2 separate regions of the Mus musculus genome follow, and region 1 is linked to region 2. A link is a loop called in an ENCODE intact Hi-C map of the cell type or tissue named here. Cell type or tissue: heart. All regions are shown on one strand. Each heading gives the region's core, and the rest is flanking DNA. Links, peaks and the distances in the headings are about the cores only.

Evidence for each region. A loop is a pair of places that touch in the nucleus more often than their neighbours do. Peaks named below come from ENCODE experiments on the same cell type or tissue, not always from the same donor. Only the 100,000 strongest peaks of a DNase experiment are listed, where the experiment ranks them.
Region 1: it touches region 2 in a loop (1.9-fold over the local background); 2 of 42 quality-filtered maps call a loop at or near these places.

What each region holds. Positions count from the first base shown.
Region 1 is chr12:12,837,010-12,846,917 of GRCm38, reverse strand. No RefSeq gene overlaps it. Among named protein-coding and RNA genes, the nearest start is that of Gm35155, 14 kb to the right of the region's middle. In heart, for the core only: no CTCF peak of the experiment used is centred there; no DNase peak of the experiment used is centred there; H3K4me3 peaks cover 797 bases; H3K27ac peaks cover 2,053 bases.
Region 2 is chr12:12,891,269-12,901,176 of GRCm38, reverse strand. No RefSeq gene overlaps it. Among named protein-coding and RNA genes, the nearest start is that of Gm40271, 13 kb to the left of the region's middle. In heart, for the core only: no CTCF peak of the experiment used is centred there; no DNase peak of the experiment used is centred there.

The sequences.
Region 1 (9,908 bases), core at 533-8,532, 54 kb after region 2:
GTTCTTCCTTATCTGGGGAGAGCAGACACTAAACCAGTGATTTGGAACATGTCTTCCTGTTTTGATACTGTGTGCAATCTTTAAAGTATATATAGTGTATGAATGAATGCAGGTTTGTACATGTGCATGTGTATGCCTGTGTTCATGGATGTGAGAAGTTGTTACTGGGTGTCTTTCTCCATTCCTCTCCACCTTCATTTTATATTACATTTAGTGTGTGTGTGTGTGTGTGTGTGTGTGTGTGTTTATGGTGAAGTCAGATGATAACCTAGGGGAGTCAGTTCTATCATGAGAGTCCCTTGGGACTAAATTCAGGTTGTCAGAAAGTGCCTTTAGGCCCACATTTTTTTTTTGAGACAAGATCTCTCATTGATTCTGTAGTTAATGGATCCAGCTAGACTAGCTGACCATTCAACTCAGAGATCCTCCTGTTTATCTGTGATGACTTTTTAATTGGGTGCTGCCAATTCAAATCCAGGTTCCCACACTCAAGGAAATTGCTTTATTGCTGGAATCATCTTCATAGTACTTCATGTATTTCTTTTATGAGACAAGATCTCATAAGCCTAGTTGTAATCATCTTTGCTGTGTAGCTAAGTATAACCTTGAACTTGTGATATTCCTGCATGTGCTTCTGAAGTTCTTGGATATGGGGCATGCACTAAATCTCACTTAGTTTGAATGGTGCTGGGGATAGAACCCAGGGATTTGTGTACATCACAAAAGTATTCTACCAACTAGCTCTGAAGTATACTTACTGCTGTTTTCTCAAATCAATAATCTTAAACCATTTATGCCCTTTGACCTAGTGTTTCTACTTCAGAAAAAAATTCTGAAGGAAAGAGATGCTTAAACAAGGATGTTACAGTATTGTTTATATACTATGGGAAAATTGGAAACAAGATAAAGATCCTAGAATGGGGGATTCACATTGCTATATCCTCATAATAGATGTTTTTATACTAATTGAAAGGATGTTTATGGAATCTACTAAAAACACAGGGAAATGGTTATGTTATATTAAGGAGAAATGACAGGATATAAAGTTGGACATTTAATTACAATTGTGAAGACAATGTCACAAAGCAAGAGAAACACAGCTATACACAGAAAAACACTAAAGATGTTAAGTGTCTTTGAACTGTTGGGAATTTGAAAATAATCCTGATAAAACGTTAAACTTAAGTGTTAGCCAGACTTTTTCTGCTACAAAATAGCCAAAGAAAAGAACTGAAGATAGAAAAGACATCTTTTGGCTTATGGTTTCAGAGGGCTTACTTAGCCCATGATAGTAAGGAGAACATCTTAGATCATTGCAGTCAGAGAGCAGAGAGGAGAGAGGAGAGGGGAAGGGACTGGGAACAGGATTCATCTTCCCCGGCACACATTCTTTCCTACCATCTACTTTCCCCCTAACCCTTGATGTCATCATATTATGAAAGGCTATATCTATTGATTAGGTCAGATGCTGCTGAATCCACTCATATCACATCAATGCCCTGAATTCCTTTAGTTTGGAGCTAGAGAGACAGTTCAGTGCATAATATTCTTGCAGATAGGTTTTCAGTATCTACATCAGGTGGTTCATAACTAACTACTTGTAACTATTTCAACTTCCCAGAGGCTATCATTACACTAGGGGTTCATAGCAATTTCTAGGATTTTCCAGAAACTACAAGACCTTGGTCTTATAAGGAAAAAACTTACACAGACAAATACACACAGATACAGACACATAGACACAGACACAGACACAGACAGACACACACAGACACAGACACACAGACACAGACACAGACACACACACACACACACACACACACACACACTATTGGCCTCAAACTCACAGAGATCAGCCTGCCTCTGTCTCCCGAAAACTGAGGTTAAAGATGTATACATCTAAACTGCCCAAGATTTTCCAAAATGATAACATGGCTTAATTTCTAAGTTTAAAGTTTTGGGGACATGAGAACCATGAGTGGTTTTCATGGCCAAATCTAAAGTTCAGGCTCAGGTTTAAACCCTGTTTTTCTTATTCCTTTTAGAATTTGGGTTTTTACCGGGCAGTGGTGGTGCACGCCTTTAATCCCAGCACTTGGGAGGCAAAGGCAGGCGTATTTCTGAGTTCGAGGCCAGCCTGGTCTACAAAGTGAGTTCCAGGACAGCCAGGGCTATACAGAGAAACCCTGTCTCAAACCCCCACCCCCCAAAAAAGATTTTGGGATTTTGGGGTTTTATCTATTGAAGATGTGAAGATGAAATTGGTTTTGTCCTTCTCCCCCTTCTCTGTCTCTCTGTCTCTGTCTCTCTGTCTCTGTCTCTGTCTCCTCCCTCTCTCCCTCCCTCCCTCCCTCCCTCCCTCCCTCCCTCCCTCCCTCCTGCCCCTACTCTCTCGATAGGTTCTCTCTATGTAGCTGTAGCTGTCCTGGAATTCACTATGTGGACCAAGCTAGCCTTGAGCTCAGAGATCTGCCCCTCTCCGTCTCCCAGTGCTAGGATAAAGGGATGTGCCACCATGCTCCACTTGAAGCAAACTTCTAAAACTAGCCACAGCACAGCAGGCACAGAGATTCAAACATAAGCCTATGTATAAGAGGGTTTGCTGCTAGGGAAGGGCTCAGGATCAATTGGCTCCTATTTGGGGGTTCTTAGCCACCAGAAAGCTGGAGTCTGAGCTATGTTTTTCCTTGTTGCTGAGAGAATTTCACTGATTGCTAGCCCTAGCTGTAATGTGCCCGGTTTTAAATTGGCCCGTTTGGTTAAAAGTATGGCCTAGTAGGCAAGCCTTCATTTTGTGAGCAAATGCTAGATTAGTCCCAAGAAGGAGACAGCTCCACTACTGGCCTGTGCCGGCACCAAGGAGAATGATCCCCTTCGGAAGAAATCAGGCATCCAGTCACTACAGCACATCACTGGTGGCCTTTCCAGGTTCTAAGAGGTGGAGGTAAATAAAGATCACTCTGGGGCGGGGCTTACACACCTGACAGTTGGGTTCCCAGGAAGGTGAGCTTAAGTGTTCTCTTCTGCTCTTCCACCTGCTTGGTACCACTTTTGTGGTACTTTGAAATTTCTTAGCTCTAAACAAAAGTTTTCCATTGTTATTAAGTAGATGTTTCACAGGGCTCAGAGAAACCCTGGGAGCCTTAGTAGCACGAGGTAGTCAGGGTCTGGAGGGATATGACGGAAACTGCCTTGGCTAGAGACAACAACCTCATTCTACTATAAGGATCCCAATGCTACAGAATCTTCAATGGTCTTTGGCTTCATGGTTCCTTTACATAGACGGACTGACTTGGGAGGCTACATTGCAAGCACTGCTTGTACTGTCACTAGGTCAGTTTCATAGGGAAATAATAATTAAGGATCAGATGCTGGCTTTGTTCTAAGAACTGGAGCCGTAATGGTAAAACCAGGCGGTATGAGAATAGTGGAGGTACCAGAGAGCAGTCCTAGATCCTCTGGAATTTGTGTTTTATTTGGTCGTTATTTTGCTACAGGGGCTGGAAGCTGAGGTCTAATGCACAGGAAGCCTGTGATCTATCGCTGAGCTATAATTCCCAGGCTCTCAGTTCTTTTGAAGTATGATTTTAAGCCTAAAATTATGATTATGGTTGAAGTAGAGAATCAAGGGACCTGCCTACCTTGGTAGGATTGGGTAGGAATGGACTCGGGTTGGTGAGACAATATTAGTTTGATGTGTAGTGTGTATGGGATGGAAATGGTAGAGGCTGAACTCTGTCCAGGAAAGAGGCAGTGGCTGAGATGGCCTCCAGAGCCACTTCCACCGGAGAAGGGAGTCAGCAGTTGCTCTTAAGGACATACCTGTCTTCTGTCCACCTACGATACTAAAGTGCTCAGTGTTCATGGCGTTAAAATCGAATGAGGAGTCAGATTGAGCTACTGAAAAGCCTAAGAACCAGGTGACTACCCACGTATCTGCCTCTGCTTCTGCCCTGGGAAGGCTCTTCACGTCCCTGTCTACCCCTGGCACTGTAACTAGGGCAAATCTCCTTAAATGTCTGAGCCATGATTTGATAGATGGAAAATCTGCAGCTTCTTGATGCCAGCTACACAGAGTCTCGGGGACTGGACGGATGGCTCAATGATAGAATGTTCACCTAGTATGGGCAAGACCCTGGGGAGTCCCAGCTCTAGTGTGGGTGGGAGAAGGTTTCCCAGGTCTCTTGTTTCTTGACCTCTAGACCCAGATTCTTTTCCTGAGCCACCCGAGATCTGATCACACCCCAGGCAGGGCCCGCCAGCATTTCCTGCCTCGTGTACAATTGTGAGGATTTATTGTAGCTGGGATTTTGTTTCAAGCGTTTAATATGATTAGCGAACATCAAATATCAAAAGCTTATCTAGTAAACACCTCCCACCGATGCCATGGATGTTATGGTCAGCTTCGGATTGAAGTCGAGTCAAATTTCAAAACAGATGCAATTTCAAGAGGCCAGAGCGAGGCCGCCCACATCTGCCGCTGTGATCTTTCGTGTGCAATAAATGGCATTGTTGGGGAGCTGGGCTGTAAAACTCAGCCTGGTCAGCAGGACCTGCTCACAATGCAGGAGCTTTCCGGGGATTTTTAAAAATGCAGTCTGGCACACTGAGGCCAGTGGACAGTCTGCCGGGACAGGATCAGACTCAATGTTTAAGGTGGGGATGTTCAAACGGAACAACATCTTCAAGCCAGGCTTTTAGGAATGATACTGGCAGAGAAGGCAGATGAGGAAGAGTTGTAAATAAAGAGAATATTGTTGTCTCCTGAATCTCATCATGTGATCTATAGAACACACAGTTTAGAATATGATTTACTCGCTTCACAATAGTAGTGAAGGATGACTCCACTCTATGCTTGGGAGAGTATTTCCTTCTTGTCTGTGGCTAAGCACAGGTGATCTTGCGTGTGTCAGGATGAGGGATTAGGCTCTGTCTGGTGCCTCTGAGGATTCCAGGAACAGAGCATGAGTCTTTGTAGGTATGCATGCATGAGGGAACAGGGGCTTGTGTGTCTGTATTGGGGTGTGTATATGTGGGATCAGGGGCTTATGTCTGTGCATGTGTGTACAGGCAGGGACCTCTGTGGGCAAGAGCATGTGTGTGGGACCAGGGGCTAGTGTGTTTCTGTGGGTGTGCATGTGTAGGAACAGGGGGCATGTGGGTCTCTGTAGGTGTGTATGTATGGGAGAGCAGAGGTGTGGGTATCTGTATGGATGTATTTGTATGCGGAAGCAGAAGCAGGGTCCTGTGTCTTCGTGTGTGTGTGTGTGCATGTGTGTGTGTGTGTGTGTGTGTGTGTGAATGTGTGTGGGAACAGGAGCCATGGTACAGGTAGATAAGCATGTGCCTGTGAGTAGGAACCTGTGTGTTTGTGTGGGTGTGCATGCGTGTTTGGTCAGAAACATGTCTATGCATGGGTGTGCATGAGTTTGGGGGCAGGGAATATGTGTGTGGGAGCAGGGCCCACTGGAAGGACCCATAACAACCATTCACTCACCTCTCTTCCCAGCCACAATCTTCTTTCTCCTATTCACTCAGCGCAGGGGACATTGTATCTGGGGGCTAATATTTCTCTAGGCGCCACAGTCCTGTGGATTTGAGTGACCCATTCCAGCTGTTTCTGGCTGTAGAGCTGAAGCCGGTGGTCGGTGGTCGCCCGGCGGGTGGCAGGGTGGGTTACACCGTGGAAAATGTGTTCCTAATGGGACAACAGCTGCCACCGGCCAGAGCTTCAGGAGTCTGTGTAAGGAGAGAAATTGTTCTCTGCTGTAGGCACTGGCAGACTTCACCCATAAACTAAGATTTGCTGCTTCCAACAGGGATGGAATTTGTTTGCTTAGATTCCTAGAAGCTGATGAGGGGGTGAGCCGGCCACTGGTGAGAAAGTCACTCAGCACTCCTTCATGAGGACCCACTCTGTATTCCAGCTCTGCCTGCTCGGGCCAGAGCCTGCCACACCCACAGTCTGCAACGCCGCCCCTCCCCCATTCCCACCCCCAAGCCCCAGAAGACTAAAAGGCAGCTGGACTCTCAGGAAGGAGCCGGTTCTACATCCCGAAAATCTGGGAAGGGAACATGAGCCCAGCTAGTTCACTGGAATTTTCAATCTGTGGCTGGTGGAAATGGGCAGGGGATAGGAGTTGGGGAGGGGGAGAGGGAGGAAGAAAAGGGAGTGTAGGATGGGGGAGGTGGGCCTTCCCAAACAGCTGTTTCCTCCGGAAGTCAGTGAGAGACAATCCAGGCTACCGACTTCACCTTGCCCATGAGGATTTATTTTCCTTTCATTTATCGCTCATTGAAGTCACAAAAGCATCGCATTTGAAACTTTCTGCAAGGCTTCTTGGGAAACAGGAAGTCTCCCCTCAGCCTTTCCCTATCTCTTTCTCCTCGGAGGTGACAGCTCTGAACTTTTTGTTGACTCCTGTCATTTTCCTCCGCCTCTCTTAGCAGCATATTGTATCTTGATATGACAGTTTAAAGAACAACCTGTTAACTTTTCAGTATGGGTATGCTAATTTTATTTCTGTTTCTGTGATAAAATACCTTGACAAAAAAGCAACCTAACATAAGGGGGGGAAGGAGTTATTTGAGCTCAAAAATCCAGGTTACAGTACATCCTAGCAGGGAAGTCACCAGGCAGAAACTTAAAACAGATGCTCACAGCACATTCACAGTCAGGGCCAGAGATGGGAATGTGTGCGTACTAGCTTGTTCACTTGTGCCAAACTCTATTGATCTAGATGGATCTTACGGTTCAGAACTGCTTGCTTAGGGAATAGTGCAATTCATAGTGGTCTGGGTCTTCCCCCCACTGAATTAAGACAGTCTCCCATAGACATGCCGAAAGATCAACCCAAGTATAGATTACTTCTCACCAAGATCTTTCCCAGGTATGGTGGTTTGAAAAGGAGTGGCCCCCATTGGCTCATATGTTTGAATAATTAATCCCCAGTTGATGGAGCTGTTTGGGAAGGATTGGGGGGGGTGGCCTTGTTGGAGGAGGTGTATCACTGGAGATGCACATTGCAGTTTTAAAAGACCCTTGTCATTCTCAGTGTGCTTTCTGTTTCCTGCTTTGGATCAGCATGTGAATTCTTAGCTGTTCTTATAGCCATGTCTTTGCTCTGACATCATCGACTCTAACCCTCTGAAACAATTAGCACAATTAAATATTTTCTCTTATTAGTTGGCTTGGTCAAAGTGTTTTGTTACCCCAACAGAAATCTAAATCGAGACATCACATGATTCTAGATTATTTCAAGTTGACAATTCAAGGTAACCATCATAATGATGAAAAATTCTCTTGTAACTATCCTCCTTTCCATTTTCACCTGTGCCAAATTTGGTTGTTCATTCATTCATTCATTCATTCATTCATTTGGCAGTGCAAGGATTGACCCCACGGATTTATGCATACTAGGGAAGAACTCCATTATTTCCAGCACTTATTCCCTGATACAGGGTCTCACTAAGAAATCAGAGTTGAGCCCGATGCCTCAGTCTCCTGAGGTCTGGGATGGTGTGGTGTACTGACATACCACCCATACTGGGCTGTTTTTGTTGTTTCTGGTTCTCAGGGATGGTGCTAGGGTTATATTGGTATTCCCAGCTTTCCTAGTTCCTGTGCAACATTTCAGTGATAACATGTTGAAGTCTCCTACTGCAGCTGAATGGTCTGGAGGTATTTAGGTGCTCAGGGATAAAATGGGGATAGAGTATCTGAGTCTCTCTCAGTTTTTGCTAATTCATTGTTTCATATCTGGACTCTAGATTTGGGAACATGATTGTTTGTTTTTAAAGGTAATATGCTTATTATAAAGCATTTTGATAAACAATGCATTTCTCCTAAATGACCCCTACCACTGATGATGTAGAAGAGGGAAAATATACTAGAAATAGAATGTAGAGCCCAGAATCTTGAAGTCAGGGCAAGATAAAAGTGTTTCTTAGTAAGTTGTAGAAAACATGAAAGTCAAGGCTAAAATTATCCATGTAAAAGATGCTTGGCACAAGCAGACCTACACATCAGTCAGATGTATTCCACAGCACAGGACAGCTCCAGAGAAGACGTCCTTTCTACTCCTTGCAGTACTGTGGGAGGGAAAGCTAGCTGGGATTAGAAACACACTTTCTACAGAGCTCAGGAGACCTGGGAGAGGTGTGCAGGGGGCACATAAATAATGGAGGAGCTATGACAAATGCTTTCGAATGAGCCGTCTGTCCCTGCTGCAACACAGAGCCATGAAAACATGACTCTAACTACATGGTCTTAGCATGGAAGAAGGTCTGTTTACACTTGAAACAAATACCAAGAAGAGTGTTGTGCTTCACATGGGAATGATGCTCAAAACATGCCCGTCTTTACACATGAAATGACTCACGTTGTAGATGTGCACACCAAGAGTCCAATAATCACAGTGGCATACTCCCTGTCATATAGCTGATAAATGGCAAGACTCAGAGACAAACATGGGTGCCCTCTCTCCCTCCCTTCTTTGGGAAGCCAGAAAGGGGATCAGTTTATATTAGTAATCGTGGAAGGTGTCGAGAGAAGGTGGAAGTTCAACTTGATTGTGGAAGATGAATGAATATTAACCCAGAGGATAAATCTGACGTTCTTTATGGGGTATCTGGCAGAAGATACTGGGAGAACAAGGAGAGTTGAGTCTAGATTCAAGGAGACAAGGGAGGATCCTATCACAGTCTGTACTAAAGAGAATAAACTGTGTATGGTGTGCATTGCTCTTATTCCAGCACTCAAGAGGCGAAAGCAGGTGGAGCTTTGTGAATTTGAGGCCTGCCTACATAGGGAGCTCTAGGTCAGTCAAGGCTACAGAGTGAGACCCTATCTCATAAAAACAAAACCAAAAGACAAAACATTGTACAACACAGTCTGCAATGACTTTAGAGATTATGCAACTGTGCACCCAGATGGAAGACTCTGTCACTTCCCTCATCAGCTGTTCCATCTCACATGTGAGAAATGGAGGAGGCAAATGAATTTGCAAAGCCCTAAGTTGATTGGTTAGCAAACCAGGACTAAATTTAAGATCCTCCCTGCCTGCTTCATCTGTCTACAATAATAGATAATTATTTGAGTGACATTGTCCTCTTTTTTTTTTTCCTTTCCTTTCCTTTCCTTTCCTTTCCTTTCCTTTCCTTACCTTTCCTTTCCTTTCTTCCCCTTCCCCTCCCCTCCCCTCCCCCTCCCCCTTCCCCTCCCTTTCTTTCTTTCTTTCTTTCTTTCTTTCTTTCTTTCTTTCTTTCTTTCTTTCTTTCTCTCTCTCTCTCTCTCTCTCTCTCTCTCTCTCTCTCTCTCTCTCTCTCTCTCTCTCTCTTTCTGAGACACAGTTTTTCTGTGTGGTCCTGATTATCCAGGAATTAACTTTATAGACTCGGGCTTGCCTCAAATTCAGAGATCCACCTGCCTCTGCCTCCCAAGTGCTAGGATCAAAGGTGTGTGCCACATGCTTGGACCTTCTTTCATTTATGAATGTATTTATTTAAATGTATATATTTATTACATAAATCCTAAGTTTACTTATTTTATAATACATAAAAATTTAAAATGCACATATTTATATATTTATTACTTTTGTGTGGTCCTAGGAATTTAATTTAGGTCCTCGTGCATGCTGGGCAAGTATTCTACCCTGATCTATACCTGCTGTTCTCCCTTTGCCTTTATTTTAAGACATGGACACACTAAGCTGCTCAGACTGGTCTGGACTAATGCTATAGCCCACACAATCCTGGAACTTTCTCTCCATTCGGGGAGCAGTTAGGGGTTCAGGCCTGGGTTAGCATACCAAACTTTTGCTTGTTTTTTTTTTTTTTTTTTAAACCAGGTTCTCACTATGCAGCTCCCTGCCGCCCACCCCCATCCTCACCCTATACCCCGTACCTCT
Region 2 (9,908 bases), core at 601-8,600:
ACAAGTATATTCTGACATATTTAGCTTTACCTACATTATTTTAATAACTTTAAAATTAATAAATAAGAATTCTAAAGACCAGTCTCATTATTTGCCTTGTTATTTAATATGTTCCATAACCCTCACGGCTGACAGAATAGTATCCAAACTTAAAATGGATCACAATATTCTTTGGACTCTGCTTCCAGCTGCTCCCTGCTTCACCATAGCTACTCACCATGTCTTCTTTGACCACAGTGAATTCCATCAGTGTCTTTACTGTGTCCAATTGTCTTACCCCAACACTGTACTCATAACCCCTGAGGAATTGGCTTATACCTTACTCCTTCAAAGTGCCTTCTGTAAAATGGCATCATAGCTGTGTTTGTATTTATTTGGGAGAGGAGAGAGGAATGAGTTAGAAGATACTTCGAGATTGGGGATGAATGATGTTTATGGAAGCTATTTTATAGGAAGAAAAACACCATAATAATCTTTTATTGCCCTTGTTTTGGGGGTTTGTTTTGTTTAATTGTATTTTTGCTTTTTTGTTTTGTTTTTTGAGACAGGGTTTCACTCTGTAGACCAGGGTAGACTAGAACTCACAGCAATTACGTAATTATCTTAGCCTCCTAAGCCCCCTGACAGCAGATATAAGTCATCATGGACAGCTTGTGCAGAAATGGTTTTTGTGTAGTGTCTTGCTAGAAGGACCAGATGGCTAGCCAATGGCATAGGGAATGCTTCTAAAGACAAAGTATGAGGTATACCAGATGTCCCAGATTAAGAGCCCCTAAGTGTCCGAATGGGGATTCTTTGGTATTACACACGAAACATTAATGCTTTCTGTGTTAAAAGCAGTTAATATTTGCAACCAAGGGATAAAAACAACATGAAAAGGGCCCCCAGGGACTAGAGAGTTAAACGTTTGTTAAAAACTTGTTCTGGTCTTGTAAAGGACCTGAGTTTGGTTCCCAGCACCCACAATAGGTAATTTATAGCTGCCTGTAATCCCAGCACTAGACTCCTCAATGCCTCTGTGTGCTCGCTTCACCCCCCCCCAACACAAACACACTCACACACACACACACACACACACACACACAGAGTCATACACATACACACTAAAAATAATGGGGTACATTTAAAAAAAAAAGAAAGAAAGAAAGGAAAACCATCTCAAAATCACAATAAAGGAAGAGAAAGGCTTTCATGGGCCCTAGATAAATGGGCTCTTGGGAAAAGTTGCTATTTATTTATTTATTTATTTAAGATTTGAGGAAGCTTTTGTGGTACAAATCACCCATCATCAGCAATGAGGTTATCAGAGTTCTCTACTCCTCTTTTTCTTGCTAGTTTGCTCATGATGGTGTTAAACATGCTGGTCCCTCTCTGGGCCTTAGTTTCCATCTCTGCTTGTGCTTAGGTTCTTTCTAAAAGCTCCGTGTCACTAATATTGGAAGGATATCTCTTCTGAAAGGCAGAACCTGTCTTGTCTGGAACTGCATTGCCAGAAGCAATACAGTAACGCCTTTAATAAAAAGGAGATGGAATTAAAACCAATAAATTGACATTGATGCACACACTGAAAGATCGCCTGCCTAGAAGAGCCAGACAGTGACTTGTGAGAGAAGTAAAGGTGTGTTTCCTCAGAGGAATGTTGAAATCCTTCTGGCATGCTGTAGTAGTTTATGGGGGAAATGAGCCGATCAATGGTTGGCACTCATGTGTGTCCCTGAGTGTATGTGTAAGTACTAATGCTATACATTTTTATATATTTTGGTTGTTACTGTTCAAAGTGAGTTGGTGTCGTGTGTAAAACTGGGAGAGACTGAAGTTGGTATATAAACTGAAGGAAATTAATCTATAGAATATGGTGATTATGCCTATTTATGGGAAAAAAATTTTAAAGTCACATTTTTAGAATTAAGCAAAACACAACACACCTTTTGTATGCCCTGATAAGTCTTTCTTCGCCTGAAACACAAAAGGGAAAAAAATTGTACAAAAACAAAACAAAACAAAACAAAAGGTTTAAGTTTCTACATAAGGAGCCATCTCCCTCCCTTCTGATTAGGTGTTATTAGAGCTTGAAGTTCTAAAGGGACCTTTTTTTATTAAAGTGGTTGTGGGTGGGTGAGGGAGACTTTTGGGGACTTGCTTCTCATGGCCAAGAAGCCCTTTGGCAAGGAGCCTTCTAGGAAATCTCACCCAGGAATTTTCTTTCTTGTGAGGCTTGGAAGGCCTAAGTATTCCCACAATACCAGTCAGGCCACATTCTCAAAGCCTGCATAGCAACCAAAGAACACTATTTCCAGTTTGTGAGCTGGAAAGGACTTAGAAATACCTAAACCCAGCCCTTAGTGTAGAAAAAGGTGTGTGTGTGTGTTTGTGTGTGTGTATGTGTGTATGTTTCAGAAGGGCCAGGTTGGGACCCAGGCCATGGATACTCTTCTCTTTTCCTTCCATGGAGTGTGGTTAGGGGACTGTAATGTTAGGAACTGGAGCCAGGCTGGCATGAAGATTTCTGGCATTCTCGACTGAGGACAAAGCCCATTCCAGCACGTTTCAGGTCCCCAGTGGAAGTATCACTAAGTGACCTTGGTGTTATTGCATATGTGGATAGGGCCAGCAGGGGAACAGGGAGGGACACAGCAGAGCCAGAAGGAGAAACCTGAGGGAAGGTGCTGTTGTGTACTGGGAGGGTAGTGTGTGTGCATGCATATGAGAGAGTGTGTGAGTGTGTGTATGTGTGTTGGGAGGTGCTTAGAGACTTTCTTCTCTTCCAGGCTTTGGGGAGGGGCAGACTGGTGTCATGATGTCCCTCTGCAGCAAATCCTCTTTATGCCGACTGACCCCACATAGCAGCTCACAACCATCTGTAACTCAGTTCCAGGGGATCCCATACCCTCTTCTGACCTCTGCTTGCACCAGGCATGCATGTGGTGCAGAGACATACATGCAGGCAAAAACATTTATACATACATACAAAAAAAAATTCTAAATGACAAACAAAACCCTCCAAACTGAATTTTGGCATAGAGAGAAAAGATGATATGGGCGGGTGGTGGCTAGACCATACTTCTCTTGAATTCCCAGCCTTCTGGGTACTGTTCTCTTGCCTTTAGCCTTATGCCCTTCACCCGTGGACAGATTGATTCATCTAACAAATGCCTGGGAGGAAGAGCAGCTAACTGTGCCCTCTCAGTTCCCAGGACACAAACAGATGCTCTCAATTCTCAAGAACAGAAGGACAAGGTCAGACATGGATCCGAGGGCTGACCTCTGCATCTAGGTCGTCTCTAAGATAGAGCTGACAGTCACCTCAGGCTCAGGGAGTCTGTCTCAAGAGCCCCCAGTTCAAGCAACTGACTCCTTCTGTTATACACTGCATTTTAGAAGACAGCGGAATGCCCAGAGCAGTGCAGACTTCTGTAACTCGGCCAGTTCTTTGTCCTGGGGTAAATTGGGTAACTTCTTTGCACCTGTGGGCTCTCTGTCTAGGTAAGGTGGGTAGTAGGTATTCCCCAAGGGCTGGGAGTGACTGCATGACAGGCGTAACAGCTGCAGACTGTAGACATGAATCACGTGTAGATGCACACGTAGGAGCTTTCTCCTTTGCCTAAGTCAGACAGGCTAGCCTGCTATCCTCCTTGTTGGCCCCTTTTGGTTCCTACCGTTCACCTGGCTGAGGTGAAACTTTGCCCCAGGTCTGTGAAATATTCCTCAGAATTGAGACCCAGCTCCAGTGACTCCAGTCAAGAATACATACTGGAATGTCCCTTCCCTAAGGAACTGCCTCTGAGCGACAGGGGTTGGTTTGACCTCCTCTACCCGATTTGTTTTGTAGTGGGAAGAAACTGGCCTTTTAATACAGGTATCATGGCACTATGAGCCACTCAGCCCAACTGTTTCATGTCTAGTTCATCATCTTTAAAATGATGATGAAGGGAAGGACATTCCAAGGAAACTAGACTAAAACCACACGTGAAGAAGCAGTGTCTGGCCTCAATGACTCAGCAAAGGACTGTTACACTCTGTGTTACATTTATGTATGTGTGTGCACGTGAACATGTATATCAAAGTTTCCATGTGGACTTCAGGAAATAGCTGGTGGGAGTCACTTCTCTCTACACCTTGTAGGTCCCAGGGATCAAATTCAGGCAGTCAAGCTTGGTGGCAAATGCTTTGACTCCACTGAGCTGTCTCTGTCTCTGTCTCTGTCTCTGTCTCTGTCTGTCTGTCTCTATGTGTGTGTGTGTGTGAATTTCAAAGTTTACCTTCAGGTGTAATTCCTCAGATGTCATACACTTACCTTTTTTAAGACAAGGTTTCTCGTTTTTACTGGAGACATACCAATTGGTTAGAATGACTGACCAAAGATCTCAAGGGATCCTCTTGTCTCCATCTCTTCAACAATGAGATCACTAGGCATGCTACAACACTCAGGATTTAAATCTGGTCCTAGGCTTGAATGGCAAGCCTTAAATGAAGGAGTTATCTGCCACCTATTATCATTCTGATTTCACTATAAGCATGTGGAAGATGAGGTATAGGGTAATAGTGTTGGCTTGCTGCTGAATTAGCAGATAGGAAAGGTTAGCTGAGATTGAATGGAGTCGTGGGATTAAGTCATCAACAGTGTTATCAGAAACAGGTATCAGAAATACCTAAGCAGGAGAAGCAGCTGGACTTGGGTTCAAATCTTAGTGCTAATTCTTATCTGTCATGTGACCGTGAGCAGATCAGCCAATTGTCTCAGGGTCTGGACCCTTAAATCTAGATAATAATGCCAACCTACCATGGGAATCTTGCACAGTCCCATTCTGAGTACTGATTAGACAGCAGCCTGAACAGTTATAGTGGCAATGTTTATCCTTTAGTTCCTGTTGTGGGGATTTGAATACTAACCCTAGAGGGAATGCTGAGCTCCTTCTGGGAGACTAGGGGCAGGTGAGCCTCCAGTATCTTCTAGGGATGTTTGCTGCTGTGGTTTCTGTAGCCATATGGCGTGAGAAACACTAATACAGTTGTCTGTGTGCAACTGTAACTGACACCCTGTCCACTGTCTAAGCCATTCCTCATGGGACGGGTCGTTCTAGACCACAGTGGAAGTCCCTTGGGAGAGCAGCAATCCTCATTGCCTGTAGACTAGACTAGAGGAAGGACAGGAGGAAATCGAAAAGTTGGCAATAGAAATCTTTAAAGGTAAGTTGGCCACAAGGAAATAGGGACCACTTAGCAGAGGCATCTAAGAAGAATAATGTCCCCTTGCCTTGACATTCTCATGAATTTGGAAAGCTTCTGGCTAAAAAGCCTTTCTGGATTCAACATGCTTGGATGATGACAGATGCTACCCATATATGGTAAGTGACTTTTAACAATTGTGGCTGAAATGGCTCTTGCTAGTAACATTGTATAGGCTCTAAGTTCATCTGACAATGTCATTCCGTCAGCTTATACCTCTCCAGACTGCCCCTTGCTCAAGACATCACGTTCTTCCTACCCTTCCTCTCATAACATGGCGTTGGAAACCTCTAGAGCAGTGGTTCACAACCTTCCTAAAGCTGAGACCCTCTCTTACAGTTCCTCATATTACAGTGCCCCCCATAACATTATTTCATTGCTACTTCATAACTATAATTTCACTACTATTATGATTGTAACATAAATATCTGATATGTAGGATATCTGATATGTGACTCCCAAAGGAATTTTGACCTAGAGCCACAGCTCTAGAGCCTGCTTCTGTTCTCAGGTCAGGAACCCTTCTTTGGTTCAACCTGGGTCTGACCAACTGTTTTGTACTGAAAAGTGTCAGGGCTCACCTTGCCTGGTCCCCTGAGACATGAAGACCTCTCACATCAAAGAAACAAGGTGAGGGACAAATTTGGGTGCTTGGAAAGTGCGTGGGGAAGAATGATGCTAAATCATCCAATAGGAAGAAGGACAAGAGGTAGAACTGTGCTTTGATGTGAAATGTCCCCAGAGGATCATGTATTTGAAGACTTGGTCCCAGCTGGTGACACATTTGGAAAGGTTGTGGAATCTTTAGGAAGCAGAGTCCCACATGAGGAAGTGGGTCACGTGGGACAGGACCTAAGATTTTATGGTTTGTCTCTACTTCCTGTTCACTCTGTTTCCTGAGAACAGATACAATGTGGCCAGCCATCCTCCTGTTCCTGCCAAGTACTTTCTCTGCCTGCTGGTGTATCTTTCCTGTCATGGTGGACTGGACACCTTTAAAATAAACCCTTTCTCTCTTACATTGTTTCTGTCATTAGTAGGGGGGAGGAAAGATGATAAAAAGAGAAGGGAGAAAGCAACTGATTATCTCGCTGTCTGAGCTCTAGTCTCACAGCTGCCAAGTGTGTGTGAAAACTCCCAACCCATCCATTTCACAGAGAGGATAAAGTATGGCAAAAAGCATCAAGTCTTCTTGTATTCGTCATCTTTCTTCTTGCTGTGGCCAAAACACATGAGAGGATAGCTAAAAGGAGGAGATTTGAGACTTGGCTCAGGGTTTCAGACAGTTTGATCCATCATCCTGCTCTGTAGTTTTGGGGATCATGGCAGAAAAAGAATCCTGGTGATGGGAGTCTGAAGGAATCTGAAGGAAGATGAACAGTTATAACCTTCCAAGACACACCCCCAGGGGCCCATTTTCTCCCTCGAAGACTTCTAGCTTCTAAACTTTCCAACATCTTTCCAAATTAGAATCACAAGCTAAAGGCCAAATATTTAATACATGTGCCTGTGGGAGGACAGTTCATTGTGGGCTTAGATTTTTCAAAACCAATTTTACTTAGGCCCTTTAATGCTTTAACCTCCCTTCTAGCCCATCCACGAAAGGTAAGAGAGAGAGATGGTTAATAGGACAGAGTGGGTTGTGGATCTATTTAGTGGTTCTTTGGAGACAATTCCAATCAATCCAGTCCAATAGCAAGCACCAAACACAAACCAGTAGCATCGGCTTGATCCAGCAGAAACTATAAGGATCTGCTAAATCATCATGAGTCAGCAGAAGAGGCAGGACGCAGCTGGAGTACCACAAGAAGTTCTTTGGTGTGTTTCTCTCGACGAAGTCAGGACAAACAGAGATCAGTGAAGACGAGTGAAGTAGAAGGTATAGCAAAGCAAGAACGTTGTCTCACTGGGAAATGGGAAATGTCCGTAGAGCTCTACTTCTATTCTTTGCAAACATCACATGGCCTCTCAAGCAATTGTTTCAGCAAAACATCCTCTCATGTGTCTGCTTCCGCAAAACACCTGCTCACAAGACAGTTTCCAGAAGAACATCATGGGACACAACTGAGTTTCCAAAGAAACCTGAAATTTCTACTTCAGTTTTCTTATTCAAACCTTAAGATCCCTCGTAATGATCTCAGTGACATTAACTATGACACATGGTTCATCTGCTGGACATACAGAGAATAATCTTTTTGGGGGTTGTTGAGATAATTAGAGGTAATGAGTATCCCATACTTAACAACTCAACTTGACTGGCCCAAGAAGGTATACATTCAATAGGTAATAATAATTGTACCTATTACAATCAGTTTATTGAAGGTATATTTCTGGAAGTCTTACTTCTATCCTTTTTTTTTTTTTTTTGACACAGAGTCTTGTGTAGCCTAGGCTGGCCTTGAACTCTTGATCTTCCTGTCTCTGCCACCAGAGTGCTGGGATTACAGGTGTGCTACCATCATTCCCAGCTTCTGCCTTCCTTACTATAGTATTTGGGGGTTGAACCTATGGCCTCAAGCATGTGAGGCCAACACTTTATCCCTAAGTTATGGTCCCAGCCTTCTTTTTACCTTTTATTTTGGGTCGGGGTCTCACTGAGTTGTCAAGCTAACTCAAACTCACTCAGTAGCCTAGGGTTGCCTAGAACTTTAAATATTCCTGCCTCAATCTGTCTTGGAGCTGGAATTACAGGCTTTTGCCAGGGCTTGGCCCTTTCAACTTCTCCTGGGTGTCAAGTCATTTGCTTTTATTTCTAGGAATAAAAAAAAAAAAAAAACAAAAAAACAAAAAAACAAAAAAACAAAAAAACAAAACAAGGATGAGCACCCACCAATGTGGGTTAGTGACACCACAGGCCCAGAGGTAACAAACAAGACTAGTTTCCTTGGTACCATCTATGTCGCTGCTTAATCACACATGTGTTTCAGTTCTGCCCTTTTACTGCTTGGCTTTTGCCACAAACATTGGAACAATTTGTGCAAATTAACCAGAATATTCTAATGTTGTAACAAGCTCCACTGACGGCCTGGAAAACAGTCCATGTCTTAATACATAGTCATGATTCATAATATGTTCAAAATGCACTCTGTGAAACCCCTGCTCAAAATACCCAGAGATCAATTTTCAATAGGCTGACAAATAGAGGCTATTAACCATTACTCATAGCAACAGTGTTTATTTAATCTTTAATGCTACCTAATGCGTTTTGGTCAAAGTCGCCAGTTCATGCTCAGGCTTTATTGTGTGGAAAATGGATGTGCTATTAATAAGTCAATACAAACATGAATATGGTTTCAATTGGAAATCATTAGGTTGCATTAAATGGCAAATGAAATCCATAGGAAGGATTTGTTTTATTTTGTTTGTAAGGAGCTAAAGGCGCCCTGAGAGGCATTTCTTCCCTCAGTTCCGAGGAGAAGTGATTGGTTTCTGCAGCAGGTGGATGACAGTTTGAGCTTTCCTTCGTTCTCATTAGGATGGGGGGATTTGGTGACGCCTTTCCCTGGCACAGCTGTTTGCTGCTATTGCCAACTTGACTTTGTTGTACACTGAGGATGTTTGCTGGTGTGGCCCAGGGAGAGCCTTGTGCCTGGGCTCTGGTCTATTAAGGGTGGTCCTCAGCATTCTCTTGAGTTGCCAGCTCTTGCCAAGGCTCTAACTTCCTCTCTTACTTGTCTTGGCTGAGCAGCAGCACCGCACAAGAGCATTGGGGCATTTGTGTGGTTAGAAGTTCTTTACGAGCAAACAGAAACAAAAGCAGACTTGGAAGGCTCTAATAAATATCTTTATTTTTTAATTTTTAATTTAATTTATTTATTTATTTATTTATTTATTTATTTATTTATTTATTTTCAAGACGGGGTTTCTCTGTATAGCCCTGGCTATCCTGGAACTAACTTTGTAAACCAGGCTGGCCTCGAACTCAGAAATCCGCCTGCCTCTGCCTCCCGAGTGCTGGGATTAAAGGCATGCGCCACCACATCCGGCTCGAATAAATATCTTATTAAAACAGAGATGCTTGCGGGCAGGCCTGGAGATGGAGGCCTCCAGGTCTTGTGTCTTGTGTAGTGAATGAGAGTGGTTAGACTGGATTCAAATTCTGCTCCCTTCCCTTATCACCTTTGTATTCTAGAGATCCTCTCCTACAGTCTCCCAACATCAGCACCTACCTCTCCATTCTGATGACCGCTACAATAAGGAATGTAAAATGCTAGCACATAGTAGGGCTCAGCGATATAGATATATTACTTGACACATAGTCTTCCTATTCTTTCTGGTCTTAATCTTACACCCATGCTGCCTTAGCCTCCACAATTCTGGGATGACAGGCATGAGCTGTTGACTTGCCTAGTTTTATGTCAACTTGATACAAGCCAGTCATCTGATAGGAGGGAACCTATCTATAGAGGCCTTTCTAGTTGTATGGCATTTTCTTAATTACTGATGGATGGGGGAGGGCCCAGCTCATTGTGGATGGTGCCATCCCTTGGCTGGTGGTCCTGAGTGCTATAAGAAAGCAAGGCTGAGCAAGCCATGGGAAGCAAGCCAGTAAGTAGCATCAACTTTGCCTCCAGGTTTCTGCCCTGCTTGAGTCCTGACTTCCCTCAGTAATGGACTACAATGTAAGCCCAATAAACCCTTTCCTTCCTAACTTTCATTTTGCTCATCTCAGCAGTAGAAAC